Regions from separate parts of the Homo sapiens genome. Here region 2 is linked to region 1. A link is an interaction called in ENCODE POLR2A ChIA-PET data of the cell type or tissue named here. Cell type or tissue: PC-9. All regions are shown on one strand.

Region 1 (8,000 bases):
GAGCTCAGTGGCTCCCTCTTGTATTAATAATTCCAGCAATTGTGGAGGCTGACGTGGAAGGATCACTTGGGGCCAGGAGTTAGAGACTATAGTGAGCTATGATTGCTCCTCTGCACTCCAGCTTGGATGACAGGGCAAGACTCCATCTCTTAAAAAAAAAAAAGTAATTATGTGCAGTATGGAAATATATGTTTATATAAAACATCACCCCAAACCTCCTATAAATTCTTACTCCTAGGCTGGGTGCAGTGGCTCACGCCTGTAATCCCAGCACTTTGGGAGGCTGAGATAGGAGGATCACTTGAGTCCCGGAGTTCAAGCTAGCAGCCCTGGCAACATGGCAAAACCCCATCTCTAAAAAAAAAAAAAAAAAAAAAACTTAGTTCTTTTAGTAATCAAACTATTATTGGTTAATTAAGGGGTCAAAAGTTGGTTTCGAAAGAGAACTGTGTTTAGAATTTGCTGCAAATTGAAGATTCATCAGAGGTAAGAACTAAGCATCTGTGAGGTTGAGCATGGTGGCTCACATCTATAATCCCAGCACATTGGGAGGCCGAGGCGGGCAGATCACCTGAGGTCAGGAGTTTGAGACCAGCCTGGCAAACATGGTGAAACCCCGTCTCTACTAAAAATACAAAAAAATTAGCTGGGTGTGGTGGCATGCACCTGTAATCTCAGCTACTCAGGAGGCTGAGGCAGGAGAATTGCTTGAACCCAGGAGGCAGAAGTTGCAGTGAGCGATATTGGGCCACTGTACTCTAGCCTGAGCGAGTGAGACTCGGTCTCAAAAAAAAAAAAACAACAATAAAAAACTAAGCATCTTTGAAATTATGATGCATGACAGTAGGAATAAAACCATCTAGAGCTTTGCTACTTAAGGTGTGGTCCTCAGGAGAACCGTAGCATTGGCACCACTTGTTAGAAATAAAGAATCTCAGGCCGGGCATGGTGGCTTACACCTGTAATCCCAGCACTTTGGGAGGCTGAGGTGGGCAGATCATGAGGTCAGGAGATTGAGACCATCCTGACCAACATGGTGAAACCCCATCTCTACTAAAAATACAAAAAAAAATTAGCCAGGCGTGGTGGCATGTGCCTGTAGTCCCAGCTACTCAGGAGGCTGAGGCAGGAGAATCACTTGAACCTGGGAGGCGGAGGTTGCAGTGAGCTGAGATCGTGCCACTGCACTCCAGCCTGGATGACAGAACGAGACTCCGTCTCAGAAAAAAGAAAAAAAAGAATCTCAGGCCCCACCTCAGGCTCATTGGCTTAGAATCTGCATTTTAATATGATCCCTCTGTGGTTTCTGTGCATAATGAAGTTTAAGAAGCATACATCTGTAGACTAGAAGGGAAGGATATCCCTGCACCATCCTTAAAAGAGATTTATCCAGCCTTTGCATGAGCCCTTGAAGAGTTTACTGCTTTACAAGGCAGGCTCTTCATTTGCTAGATTCTTTGTTAGATTTATTTTACGAACACTTACATAGTGTTTATTATGTATCAGGCACTGTTCTAAGCACTTTACAAATAATCAACCATTTAATCCTTATTCTAGCCTACGAGGTAGGCACTCTGTATTATTCCCATTTTACAGAATAGGAAACAGGCACAGAGAGGTTAAATAATTTGCCCCAAATCATACTGCCTACAAAGAGCAGAGCCAAGATCTGAACCCAGGCAGGCTGGCTCCAAACCGTCTTGCTCTCGTCTCTGACATTGTGCTGCCTCTGATTGTTAAACATGTCTATATTGAGCCCAAATCTACCTGCCTCCTTGTAGTGTCTTCCCATTTGTCCTAAATCTGTCCTCTGAAGCAGTGATAGCAATATGTATGTGGCTTACAGTTAACACATGCTTGTACATATGCATTAGCAAACAGAATACCTTTTTTTCTTATACATGTTCCTTCAAATATTTGGAAATGGCAACCATATGCTAACAATATCTAACTCCTTCAACCCTCCTCAAATCATTGGTTTCTAGAAAGAGTGTTTTTTAAAACAATGAAATACTTCAGGCACAGGAATCTGAACGGAGTAAGTATTCATGCTATTTGCCACCTAGGTAAAGAAATAAAATACAGGCCAGGAGCAGTGGCTCACGCCTGTAGTCCCAGCACTTTGGGAGGCTGAGACAGGAGGATTGCTTGAGCTCAAGAGTTGGAGACCAGCCTGGGCAACATGGCGAATCCCCATCTCTACAAAAAAATACAGAAGTTAGCAGAGCATGGTGGTGCATACCTGTGGTCCCAGCTACTCGAGGGGCTGAGGTGGGGGGATCTCTTGAGCCTGGGAGGTTGAGGCTGCAGCGAGCTGAGATAGTGCCACTGCGCTCCGGCCTAAGCAACAGAGAGAAACCCTGCCTAAAATAAAATAATATAATACTGTATAAAAGAAAAGCCCCCTGTGTGTCTTTAATGATCCCGCTCCCTTCCGTTTCCTGATGTAACCATTACCCGAATTCGGTGTATATTATTCCCATGTATTCTTTTCCACAAATGTTTGCATTTTCTGTTTTGCATGTTCTCTAAATGTAGTATCATACTGAACTTATTCTTCTATAGCTGTTTTTTCTCTTCAATGTTATCTTTAATGATATTAATCCATCAATACATTAGCTTTTAAACTCATTAATATTATTTTTAATTGATAAATCAAAATTTTATACATTAATGGGGTGCAATGTGATGTTTTGAGAGATTATATACATATACATATATACATATACATATATACATATATATACATATACATATATAATATACATATATACATATACATATATACATATACATATACACATATACATATATACATATACATATATACATATATACATATACATATATACATATACATATATACATATACATATATACATATATACACATATATACATATATACATATACATATACATATATACATATATATACACACACATACATATATACATATATATACACACACACACACACAAAATGTGGAATGATTAAATCAAGCTAACATATTCCTCACCTCACTTATTTTTTGTGGTGAGGCATTTGAAATTTGCTCAGCTATTTTGAAATACACAATACCTTTTATTTACGATAGCCACTCTGCCACGCAATAGATCTCAAACTTCCTCACTGAAACTTTATACCCTTTGACCAAAAACTCCTGATTCCTCACTCCCCTCCCCAGCCTGTGGTAACCACCATTCTACTCTCTACTTCAGTGAGTTCAATAGATTCCACATATAAGTGAAATCGTGCAGTATTTGTCTTTCTGTGCCTGGCTTATTTCACTTAGCATAATGTCCTCCAGTTCCACCCATGCTGTTGCAAATGGCAGAATTTCCTTTTTAAAGGCTGAATAGTATTCCAAATATATCATGTTTTCTTTATTCATTTATCCACTGACAGACACTTAGTTTGATTCCATATCTTGACTATTGTGAACAATACTGCAATGAGCATGGGCATGTAGATATCCCTTCAATGTATTGATTTCCATTCCTTTGGACGTATATCCACAAGTCAGATTGCTGGTGGTAGGGTTTTTTTTTTGTTGATGTTATTGTTTTTAAAGACTGGGTTTTGCTCTGTCACCCAGGCTGGAGTACAGTGGCACAATCATAGCTCACTGCAGCCTTGAACTCCCAGGCTCAAGCGTTCCTCCCACTTCAGCCTCCCAAGTATCTGAGACTACAGGCATGTGTTACCACACCTGGCTTAGTTTTAGTTGTTTAAATCTTTATACCATTTTCCATAATGACAGTACTAATTTACATTCCCACCAACAAAGTACAGGATTCCTTTATGTCCACATCTTTGCCAACACTTGTTAACTTTCATCTTTTTGATAGTAGCCATTCTAACAGGTGTGAAGTGATAGCTCATTGTGGTTTTAATTTCTATTTCCTTAATGCTTAATGATGTTGAACATTTTTGTCATGAACCCACTGGACATTTGTATGTCTTGAGAAATATCTGTTCTGGTTCTTTGCCCATTTTAAAATCAGCTTATTTGTTTTCTTGCTAATGAGTTGAGTTTCTTATATATTTTAGATATTAACTGCTTATCAGATGTATGGTTTGCAAATATTTTCACCTATTCTTTGTGTTATCTCTTCCCTTTGTTAATTGTTTCCTTTGCTGTGCAGAAGCTTTTACATTTGATGCAATTCCCTTTGTCTATTTTTGCTTTTATTGCCTGTGCTTTTAGGGTTACATCCAAAATAATCATTGTCTAGGCCAACGCTGTGTAGCGTCTCCATGTTTACTTTTAGTTGTTTTATAGTTTCAGGTCTTATATTGAAGTCTTTAATCCATTTTGAGCCGGTTTTTGTTTATGATATAAGGATCCACTTTCATTCTTCTGCCTGTGAATATCCAGTTTTCCTGACACCATTTATTTACTGTCCTTGCCCTATTGTATGTTCTTGGCACCTTTGTGGAAAATCATTTGACCATAAATGCATGGGTTTATTTCTGAGCATTCCATCCTGTTCCACTGGTCTACAGTTCGGTTTTTATGCCAGAACATGCTGTTTTGATTATAATAGCTTTATGTAATAACATATTTTGAAATCAGGGAGTGCGATGCATCCAGCTTTGTTCTTTTGGCCTGATTGTTTTGGCAATTTGAGGTCTTTTGTCATTGCATATAAATTTAAGGATTTTTTTCTATTTCTGTAAAATTTTCATTGGAATTTTGATAGGGATTGCATTGAATCTGTAGATTGTTTTACGTAGTATGGACATTTTAGCAATGTTAATTTTTCAAATCCAAGAACACAGGATATCTTTCCATTTATTTGCATTTTCTTCAGTTTCTTTCTTCAATACGTATAGTCTTCAGTATCTTTCACCTCCTTGGTTAAATTTACACCTAAGTAGTTTTTGTTGTTTTTGCTATTGCAAATGGGATTATTTTCTTAATTTCTTTTTTGGATAGTTTGTCAGTAATGTATAGAAATGCCACTGTAGCCGGATGCAGTGGCTTATACCTGTAATCCCAGCGCTTTGGGAGGCAGAGGTGGGAGGATTGCTTGAGTCCGGGAGTTCAAGACCAGCCCGGACAACATAGGGAGACCCTGTCTCTACATAAAATTAAAAAAAAAATAGCCAAGTATAGTGGTGCACACCTGCTACTCCAGAGGCTGATGTGGGAGGATCGCTTGAGCCCAGGAGGTTGAGGCTGCAGTGAGCTGTGATTTTGCCACTGCACTCCAGCCTGGGTGACAGAGCAAGACCCTGTCTCACCAAAAAAAAAAAAAAAAAAGCTACTGATTTTTATATGTTGATTTTGTATCCTGCAACTTTATGGAATTCATTTCAGTTCTAACAGTTTTTTGGTGGAGTTTTTAGGGGTTTCTCTATATAAGATCGTGTCCTCAGCAAACAGAGAATTTCACTTTTTCTTTTCCTATTGGCGTGCCTTTTATTTCTTTCTCTTGCCTAATTGCTCTGGCTAGGAATTCCAGTACTATGCTGAAAAGAAGTGGTGAGTGGCTGGATGTGGTGGCTCATTCCTGTAATCCCAGCACTTTGGGAGGCCGAGGCAAGTGGATCACTTGAGGTTAGGAGTTCGAGACCAGCCTGGACAACATGGTGAAAACTTGTCTTTACTAAAAATACAAAATAATTAGCCTGGCGTGGTGGCACACACCTGTAGTCCCAGCTACTCAGGAGGCTGAGGCAGGAGAATCACTTGAATCCAGGAGGTGGAGGTCTGCACCATTGTATTCCAGCCTGGGTGACAGAGTGAGACTCTATCTCAAAAAATAAAATAAAAAATATGATGTTGAACTTGATTTGCTACTATTTTGTTGAGGATTTTTGCATCTATGTTCATCAGGGCTCTTGCCTTGTAATTTTCTTTTCTTGTACTGTCCTTGTCTGGCTTTAGTATCAGGGTATTGCTGGCCTCATAAAATTCTCTCTGGTTCAATTTATTGGAAGGGTTTGAGAAGGATTGGTACTAGATCTTCTTTAAATGTTGGGTAGAATTCAGCTGTGAAGTAGTCTGGTCCTGAGCTTTTCTTTGATGGGAGACTTTATTACTAATTCAATTTCATTGTAATTGATCTATTCTGCAACCTTCTCCTGGGCTCAACTGATCCTCCCACCTCAGCTTCCCTAGTAGCTGGGACTACAGGCACATGCCACCATGCCTGGCTAATTTTTGTATCTTTTGTAGAGATGGGGTCTCACTATATTGCCCAGGCTGGTCTTAAACTCCTGGGCTCAATCAAGCCACCCACTTGGCCTCCCAGACTGTTGGGATTACAGGCATGAGCCACCATGCCTTGCCTTTTCAGATTTCCTATTTCTCCATAATTCAGTCTTAGTAGGTTGTATGTACCTAGGAGTTTATACATTTCTTCTAGACTATCCAATTTGTTGATGTATAATTGTTTATAGTAGTTTCTTAGGATCCTTTATATTTGTGTTATGAATTGTAATGTGTCCTCTTTTGTTTCTGCTGTTTTTTGAGATGGAGTCTCGTTCTATTGCCCAGGCTGGAGTGCAGTGGTACGATCTTGGCTCACTGCAATCTCCGCCTCCTGGATTCAAGTGATTCTCCTGCCTTAGCCTCCCAACTAGCTAGAACTACAGGTGTGTGCCACTATGCCCAGCTAGTGTTTTTATTTTTAGTAGAGATGGGGGTTTCACTGTGTTGGCCAGGCTGGTCTTGAACTCCTGACCTCAAGTGATCCACCTGCCTTGGCCTCCCAAAGTGCTGGGATTACAGGCATGAGCCATTGTACTCGGCTTCATTTCTGATTTTGAGTTGTCTTTTTTTCTTAGTCTAGCTAATAGTTTGTCAATTGTGTTTATCTTTTAAAAAAACAACTCTTAGTTTCATTGATTTTGTTGTTGTTGTTTTTCTAGTCCTTGTTTATTTCTGCTTTGATCTTTGTTATTTCCCTCCTTCTGCTAATTTTGGGCTTCGTCTGTTCTTTCTCTAGTGCCTTGGGATGTAATGTTAGATTGTTGAGATCTTCTTTTTCTGAAATTGTTTTTAAAATTAATACATAATAATTGTACATACAAGGTACATGTGGTATTTTGATACATGTATACAATATGTACTGATCAAATTGGGATATTTTGGCTGGGCATGGTGGCTCACACCTGTAATCTCAGCACTTTGAGAGGTCAAGGCTAGTGGATCACCTGAGGTCAGGAGTTCAAGACTAGCCTGGCCAGTGTGGTGAAACCCCATCTCTACTAAAAATACAAAAATTTGCCAAGCTTGGTGGCGGGCGCCTGTAATCCCAGCTACTCGGGAGGCTGAGGCACGAGTATCACTTGCACCAGGGAGGTGGAGGTTGCAGTGAGCTGAGATGGCGCCTTTGTACTCCAGCCTGGGCAACGGAGCAAACCTCCATCTCAAAACAAACAAACAAAAGAACCAAATTGGGGTATTTAAGGTTTCCATCACCTCAAACCTTTATCATTTCTTTGAGTTGGAAATATTTCCAATCTTCTAGCTATTTTGAAATATACAAATAATATGCAGTTATTGTCAACTATAGTGACTCTATTATGCTGTCAAACACTAGAACTTATTCCTTCTATCCACGTTTGTATCTATTAACCAGCCTCTCTCTTTATCCTCCCCAAGTTGTTCCCAGCCTCTGGTAACTATCTCTTTACCTCCATGAGATGAACTTTTTTTAGGCCTCACATATGAGTGAGAACATGCAACATTTGTTTTTCTGTGCCTGGCTTATTTCACTTAACATGACGACCTTCAGTTCCATCCATGTTACTGCAGATGATGAGATTTCATTCTTTTTAGGAATGAAGAATATTCCTTTTTTTTGGCGGGGGCGGGGAAGAGACAGAGTCGGCCAGTTGCAGTGGCTCACACCTGTAATCCCAGCACTTTGTGAGGCCAAGGCAGGCAGATCACTTGAGCCCAGGAGTTTGAGACCAGCCTGAGCAACATAGTGACACCCCGTCTCTACAAAAAATAAACATTAGCTGGGTATTGTGGCATGTGCC
Region 2 (8,000 bases), 350 kb before region 1:
CAGGAAATGTCTCCATTTGGTAAACTAAGAAATGATGTAACATCCTTGCAAGACATATGACTAAAATCTGAGGTTTCTGTGTGGGCTTTGGCTGTAATTTTGGTTTCTACCAAGGGCTTTAGTCTGAAGAGGAAAGCACTAAAATAAATTGCTACTTGCAAAAAGAAGCTGCTGGTATTTCTTTCCTTTGGCGAAGACCAAAGCTATAGTGAGCTAAATTCATATCATTTATTTTTCATCCAGTATAAAAGTTATATGGGCCAAGACATAACATTTGAGCAGCTGTAGAAGTTTAAAGGGTCAGTGTGACTTAAGTGTATAATGCCCAAGACAAAGAGACACTGTTTTAGGTGTTTGTTTCCTCAAGTCTCTTGTCATAGAGACTCCTCTTGTGTCCAGGGCATAAATAAATCCAAGGCAGAAATATTTAACAGAGGTTGGGAAGAAAGCCTAGAGTAGAAATTGAGACGCCCCGCCCCAGCAAGTCATTTCCTTTGGAAATATAAGGGTTAAGCAGCCTGGAGTCAGGCTAAGAAAGAGGCTTTGGGAAAATTTAGGCCAAAGTGTTAACTCAGGTTTTTCTCACCTTTGTGGATTGAGTCCATTGCTTTTGCCTACAAATGAATAAACTGTTCTTTTTTTTTTTTTTTTTTTTTTTTTGAGATGAAGTCTCGCTCTGTTGCCCAGGCTGGAGTGCAATGGCACAATCTCAGCTCACTGCAATTCCGCCTCCCAGGTTCAAGTGATTCTCCTGCCTCAGCTTCCCGATTAGCTGGGATTACAGGCACCTGCCACCATGCCTGGCTAATTTTTGTATTTTTAGTAGAGACAGGGTTTCACCATGCTGGCCAGGCTGGTTTCGAACTCCTGACCTCAGGCAATCCACCCGCCTCAGCCTCCCAAAGTGCTGGGATTATAGGCATGAGCCACCATGACCGGCCGAAGAAACTGGTTTTCAAAGCAGTATCTCTTGTTTCTGCCTCATGATTTATTTATTCAGTCAGTAAGAGCTGGACCCTGAAAAATGGTGAAGTTGGCTAAACTTATCTTCACATTTTTTCCTTAATCCATTAAAAAAAAATTTTTTTTAAAACAATTTCTCTCACCACACCACACACACACACACACACACACACACACACACACACCCCCAATACCTGGTGCTTTGAAGCCGTAACCTGTCTGTTCACGGCTACCACTTGAACCAGCATCCCAGATTTCCCCCTTTGAACTATTGTAGAGTACAGTCAGAATTTAAAGGAATAAGATCCTAACCCTCATGGTCTGTTACAGACATGATTATCTGATTAGCCCTGATGGGCAACGGCTTGATGCTAGAAATCCTCTCACCTAAGGCAGCCCAGTGGAGTGGACCAATCAGGAACCGAAGGCTTTATTAGCTGTGTGACCTTGGGCAAGTTACATAGATTCTTGGGGTTGAAAGGAACCAATGCTTTAATACATAACACCTCACTGAGGTGTAATCCATCTTCTATGTCATTTTCTTCTGAAAATAACTTCTACTACTTCTTCAGCACTTCCTATGGGCCAGGGCCTAGGCAAAGTATGTGCTATACATTATCACTAGTCCTGAAAGTAACCCAGCAAGTGGTTAGTACCAGTCGCATTTTACAGATGTAGAAAGTGAAACTCGATTGAGTGACATAATTCATCCAAGTAAGTGGCAGAGCCAGGATTCATACCCAATTACCTTTAGTCCCAAAGTTGAAGCTGTGTGATTTTCCTAAGAGATCCAATTCTTACCCTATAATTGAAGCATCATTTTTAATGAGCTAAATTCTGTCTTCCTCTAACTCTGGCTCATCACCCCTCTGGGTATGGTGAGCAAAGTTTGCTTCCTCTTCCACATGCCACTCCTTCAGATATTTGAAGACTACAAACTACTTCGACCACCCTGAAATTGTTCGACTTTTCTTCCTACAAATGTTTAAAGTCCCTTAACTGTCCTGGTGATTCCCCTTCACTTTGTCTCTGTCCCATTTAAAAAAAAAAGAAAAGAAAAAAACCTGAAGCTTAAGATACATACAGAAAACTGCACGAATTATAAATATACTGTGCAATTAACTTTTACACGTGAACACTACTTGGTCAAGAAACAGAAATATTACCAGAACCCTAGAAGTTTATGCTACTTTTTTATCTCTGCCTCCCCCAGAAGTAACCACCATCCTGACTTCTAACATGTGAATTATATCAATAGAATCACACAGTATGCACCATTTTGTATCTGGCTTCTTTTGCTCAACATTGTAAGAGTTATCCATGTCATATTGTGTGTAGCTATACTTGATTCATTCTCATTGCTTTCTGTGTACTTTTTTAAAAACTGGTAAAATAGACATAACATAAAGTTTACCATCTTAACTATTTTCAAGTGTACAGTTCAGTAGTATTGAGTATATTCACATTGCTCTATTACCATCACCACCATCCATCTCCAGAATTTTTTCATCTTCCCAAATCAAAACTCTATACTTTAAGCAATAACTCTCCATTTGCCTCTCCACTGAGCCCCTGGAAACCACATTTTACTTTCTGTCTCTATGAATTTGACTATTCTAGGTGCCTCATATGAATGTAATCATACAGTATTTTCTCTTTTGCAGCTGGCTTATTTTTCACTTAGCATAATGTCCTCAAGTTTCCTCTATGTTGTAGCACATGTGAGAATTTCCTCCCTTTGTAAGACTGAATAATATTCCATGATATGGATATACCACATTTTGTTTGATTCTGTGTATTTTTTTTTTTTTTTGAGACAGAGTCTCACTCTGTTGCCCAGGCTGGAGTGCAGTGGTGCGACCTTGGCTCACTGCAACCTCTGCCTCCCAGGTTCAAGCGATTCTCCTGCCTCTGCCTCAGCCTCCCAAGTAGCTGGGACTAAAGGCATGCGCCACCATGCCTGGCTAATTTTTGTATTTTTTGTACATATAGGGTTTCACCATGTTGGCCAGGCTGGTCTCAAACTCCTGACCTCGAGTAATCCACCCACCTCAGCCTCTCAAAGTGCTGGGATGACAGGCGTGAGCCACTGCGCCCATCCGATTCTGTGTACTTTTTAAAGCATGTTGCCTAAATGGGATTCAGTGTCCCCAGGTCTAGCATAAGCAGGTGCTTTGCACAGTCACCACTGCTCTGATATACTTTTTAAAAATTGCTTCCAAGTCTGGCTCCCCTCTAGACAGAGTGCCCCTTATGTGTTATCCATCTTTGTTTCCCCAGCACCCTACTCCAAGTAGAAACTCAGTGAATGATATCGTTAATAAATGAATGAAAGTATAACAACCCCATGAATTTCCTTTCATTTTACCTCTTGCCTTCTTTAACATCTCTGATTTTGTGACAGACTTGCACTTAACAAGGCTCTTTAACGACCTATTCCAAAGGGTTTTCTAACAAAAACAACAGTAATTTTTAAAAATACATTTTTGTGTTCTGGTTTATGTAACTTCATCTTATGCTCTTGGTATCCCTGTGAGGTAATCTAAGAATGTAAGGCTCTGCACAAGAGATGCCTGCACAAGGATGTAGGAGACGGACTTGCAAAGTGGTTCACTAAGGTATTCTCCGTTAGTAGGAGGTTTGCCAACCGAATTTCTTTCATTCCACATCTGCGATGAGGCAGGGTGAATTGGCAGATTTCCCCAATCCGAAAGGAAGCTGCAATTCCCAACTCAGTCACTAGATGGCTACGTAACTGCATCCAGAGGGGACAGACAAGGAAAACAACTCCGTCCCAGAACCAGAATCCACCCAGAACCAGAATCGTCCCAAAGTGGCAGTAAACCAAATTAGCCTTTTTTTGGGAGCTTTCTAGATGTAAAATGGTTAGGAGGTGCTGAGTATTCTGAAATACACCGTGAGGGCATTACACTGAAAATGCTACTCATTCTGTTCCTGGATAAGTTAAAAGAATAACCGTAATATTTTTATCCTCCATCTTGTGGCTTTTTTTTTTATCTTACTCTTTCCTCTCTTCGTTCTCCCTCATCCATCAGAATTCATAAGAAGGGGCACAAGGGCAAATTTCCTTCTTTTTTTTTTTGTTTTGTTTTGTTTTGTTTTGTTTTGTTTTGAGACGAAGTCTTGCTCTGTCGCCCAGGTTGGAGTGCAATGGCGCGATCAACCTCTGCTTCCCAGCTTCGAGCTATTCTCATGTCTCAGCCTCCCGAGTAGCTGGGATTACAGGCGTGTACCACCATGCCGGGCTAATTTTTGTATTTTTAGTAGAGAAGTGCTTTCACCATGTTAGTCAGGTTGGCCTCGAACTCCTGACGTGAGGTGATCCACCCGCCTCAGCCTCCCAAAGTGCTAGGATTACAGGCGTGAACCACCGCGCCCGGCCTAAGGGCAAATTTTTTATGATCCCATTACTGAAACACACTTAAAATGTATCAAGGGACAGTAAGTTTACAAGTTAATCAGTAGCTCTCCAGGTGGAATTTTTAAAGGAGACCAAGTTTACGGTTTTATGAAAGAAAACACCCTCACAAGTTTCAAGAACATTTGGAAACTTCTGTATCAGATCAGATAAAAATCCATACAAATAGGTATTCTTTCCTTGATAATTGCTGTAACATTATGTGTATATGACTCCAGATGTTTTTTTCTTTTTTATTTTTATTTTTTATTTTTTTGAGACGGTGTCGCCCAGGCTGGAGTGCAGTGATGCGATCTTGGCTCACTGCAACCTCTGCCACCCAGGTTCAAGTGATTCTCCTGCCTCAGCCTCCCGAGTAGCTGGGACTACAGGCACACACCACCACGCCCAGCTAATTTTTGTATTTTTAGTAGAGACAGGGTTTTACCATGTTGACCAGGATGGTCTTGATCTCTTGACCTTGTGATCCACCTGCCTCGGCCTTCCAAAGTGCTGGGATTACAGGATTGAGCCACCGCACCCAGTCCAGGTGTTTTTTTCAAAGTACATAGTAGCATACGTTTCTTTATAAAAATAAAAACTAGCATTTAGAAATAATCTTTACAATTTTATTATAAAAAGAACTATTGATCAAACTGAAGACTGAGCTCTGATTTTTTTATTTTGCCCAAATTCCTACCTAAGGAGTCTAGGAAGTCATGCACTACAAACCATAAATTCTCATCAAATGGGTTTTATTTGACCCTATATATCGTGACACACTTTTCATTCTAACTCTGGCATAACACTATGAGACAAGGAAAAAATATTTAACCCCAAAATATATTTCCTTGCCATACCTTGAAATTGCCCTGCAAAGTGTCTTGTGGGAAAAATCCACATTTCCCTTTTGTTTTCCTTTTCTTTCCAGATCCTGGAGATAATCAACTAAGAGCCAGGCACCCTTTTAGGTCTGATAAGAAACATTTTACAACCTGCTTTCTCTCTGAACTCTGCTATCTGAGAGATTCCTCTGCACTCTGCATAATAAAACCTGGTCTCTATGATCCTTTTTCTTTTCTTTTTTTTTTTTTTTTTTGAGACAGAGTTTCACTCTTGTTGCCCAGGCTGGAGTGCAATGGCACGATCTCAGCTGACCGCAACCTCCACCTCCTGGGTTCAAGCGATTCTCCTGCCTCAGCCTCCCGAGTAGCTGGGATTACAGGCATGTGCCACCACACCTGGCTAATTTTGTATTTTTAGTAGAGATGGGGTTTCTCCATGTTGGTCAGGCTGGTTGCAAACTCCCGACCTCAGGTGATCCGCCCACCTCAGCCTCCCAAAGTGCTGGGATTACAGGCGCAAGCCACCACGCCACAGCCTCTATGATCCTTTTTCTTAACTTGAACATTCCTTTGCATTAACCCCAGGTCTTCAGGTGAACTCAACCAATTGTCAACCAGAAAATGTTTAAATTTACTTATAGCCTGGAAACCCCCGCTTTGAGGTGTCCCACCTTTCGGAACCAAACCAATGTATTTCTTAAATGTATTTGATTGATGTCTCATGCCTCCCTAAAATATATAAAACCGAGCTGTACCCCGACCACCTGGGTCATATGTTCTCAGGACCTCCTAAGGGCTGTGTTATAGGCCATGGTAACTTATATATGGCTCAGAATAAATCTCTTCAAATATTTTACAGGGTTTGACTCTTTTCACCGACAATAATCTGGTGCCCAACATTGGGCCTCGGAGAAGACTCAGGACCCTGAAGGAGTTGCCCAAAACTGGAGCTAAGGTACCAGCAGGAGCCCATTGAAGCCTCACCGAATTCGAGCTTCTCCTTCGGTGGAACTGGGAAGTTCTCCTGAGCCCCAACCTCCTGTTTTGGTTGATGGTCCTTGATTTATTCTAAGCTGATTTTTTCCTCTCTGTCTTTTCTCCTAGGAAGTTGGTTAAAATCTTAATTTTAGTTTCAGAAGTGCATTCAAAAGGATCTTTCTCCATTGCCTTTTCTCTCAAAATTAATCTCAATTGGCTTGTCTGTGCACACTTTGCGTGAGGAACTGAACTGTTGTTTTTCATAAGTAAGTGAGAGACTGAGTTCCTCAGCTCTGAAGTGAAAGGGCATTTTGCTCCTCCCAGCTGAAAGGCACCTCTGGGTGACCGGGGGCCTCGTGGGAGTGTCTGCGGAGGGCGGGGGGCGGGGGGGGTTGATCCCCTGTAATGTGCAGCGGCCCTATAGGAAACTCTCCAACAAATATTAATTTAAAAAGGCTCATCCAGGAAATGCACATAAGGGCTGATCACCCAGCGTCTTGAGCCCTCTCAGAGGTGATAGACCTCTGAAGAGAGAAATTGAGACATGTAAGAGTGTAGAAATAACTCAGTGGTGACACACTGTGGAGTGCTACTGACAGGCAGCACATATCGATCCACCACACAAAAACCTTAGTCCGCAGGTCAGTTCCCTAAAAAAAAAAAAAAACAAAAAAGATAGGAAATAAATCCTCCAAAAAAGAGGAAAGGCAAGGAGAGTGGCCCCCTGTGGGCACTCCAACTGAGTTTATGTTTAATAATTGTGGTGCCTTTACTTGCAATTATTTATGTAAATGGAAAGATCTTACTAAAGATGACCTAGGTTTAAGGTTTCCAAAATAGGGAACTTTGATATTCCTAAATTGGCTTTCCTGCATGCTAGATTAGACAAATTAGGCTCCCAAATCAAAGAAAATGAATGGCAATCGTACTTTAGCTGGCATCTAGAATCATCAAAAAGAGGGAAAGATAAGCTTGCCTTCCTCCAGGAAGTTAATTTAAAAATTTTTGAAACTGTTTCAGAATTTAAAAAAACCAGTAAAAGTCACTTCTGAAATCAGGAAGGCTCCAGAAACTGACTCCCCTTCTGCTCCTCCTGACCCTCTACTCTCTGAACTTCCTTATCCAGACAATTTCATTTTTCCTCCTCCTTTCCCTCCTCCCTTGCCTCAAACCACAGGGGGACCAGAAATAGCTGCAGAAAATAATATAGTAGTTGCTCCTTTTAGAGTAAAACCCATAAGCAGAGGGGATTCTAACATAATATATGCCCCCTGGACCAAATCATAGTTAAGTCCCTGGTATCTGGATTCCTCAATCCGATTGAAGATCCCTTTGGGTTTGCTTAGGAATTCCAGTTAAGTCTTAAGATTTATGACCCAGGGTTCTCTGACCTATATCAGCTGATTCAGTTACTGGTCTCCAAAAACAAAGCTGAAGAATGGTTTAGAGTAGCAGATTGGAAACAGCCTTTAGAAGATTTTGACAAAATAGATGCAACTGGAAGAGAGAAATGCAGAGAGCTCTGCAATCACCTCTGTGACACTGTACCACAGATATTCCCCAAGGTTATAGATTGATAGATTGAGCAAAGGTGCAACAATGTAAAATACACCCAAACGAGATCATGCCTGACTTTTATATCAGGTTTGAAAAGACATTCAAAGAGTTTTCAGGAATACCTCCTGAAAACTTTGAGCACGGTAAAAGTGACAACTTACTCAATTCTGAGTTTATTCAAGGTTTAGATAAAGAGTTAGCAACCCTAATAAAGAAGAATAATGTGACTTGGGCTTCCT

What was found. ChIA-PET counts read pairs that join two places held together with the same protein. Peaks named below come from ENCODE experiments on the same cell type or tissue, not always from the same donor. Only the 100,000 strongest peaks of a DNase experiment are listed, where the experiment ranks them.
Region 2: POLR2A ChIA-PET joins it to region 1 with 10 read pairs; 2 of 35 experiments call an interaction of 5 or more read pairs at or near these places.

What each region holds. Positions count from the first base shown.
Region 1 is chr15:50,520,444-50,528,443 of GRCh38, reverse strand. The region is part of intron 6 of USP50 (ubiquitin specific peptidase 50); the gene reads left to right. Among named protein-coding and RNA genes, the nearest start is that of USP50, 22 kb to the left of the region's middle. In PC-9, no CTCF peak of the experiment used is centred here; no DNase peak of the experiment used is centred here.
Region 2 is chr15:50,872,812-50,880,811 of GRCh38, reverse strand. No RefSeq gene overlaps it. Among named protein-coding and RNA genes, the nearest start is that of AP4E1, 32 kb to the left of the region's middle. RefSeq lists an enhancer at 1,607-1,776. In PC-9, CTCF peaks have their summits at 3,509 and 3,712; a DNase peak (open chromatin) is centred at 3,641; H3K4me3 peaks cover 358 bases; H3K27ac peaks cover 1,555 bases.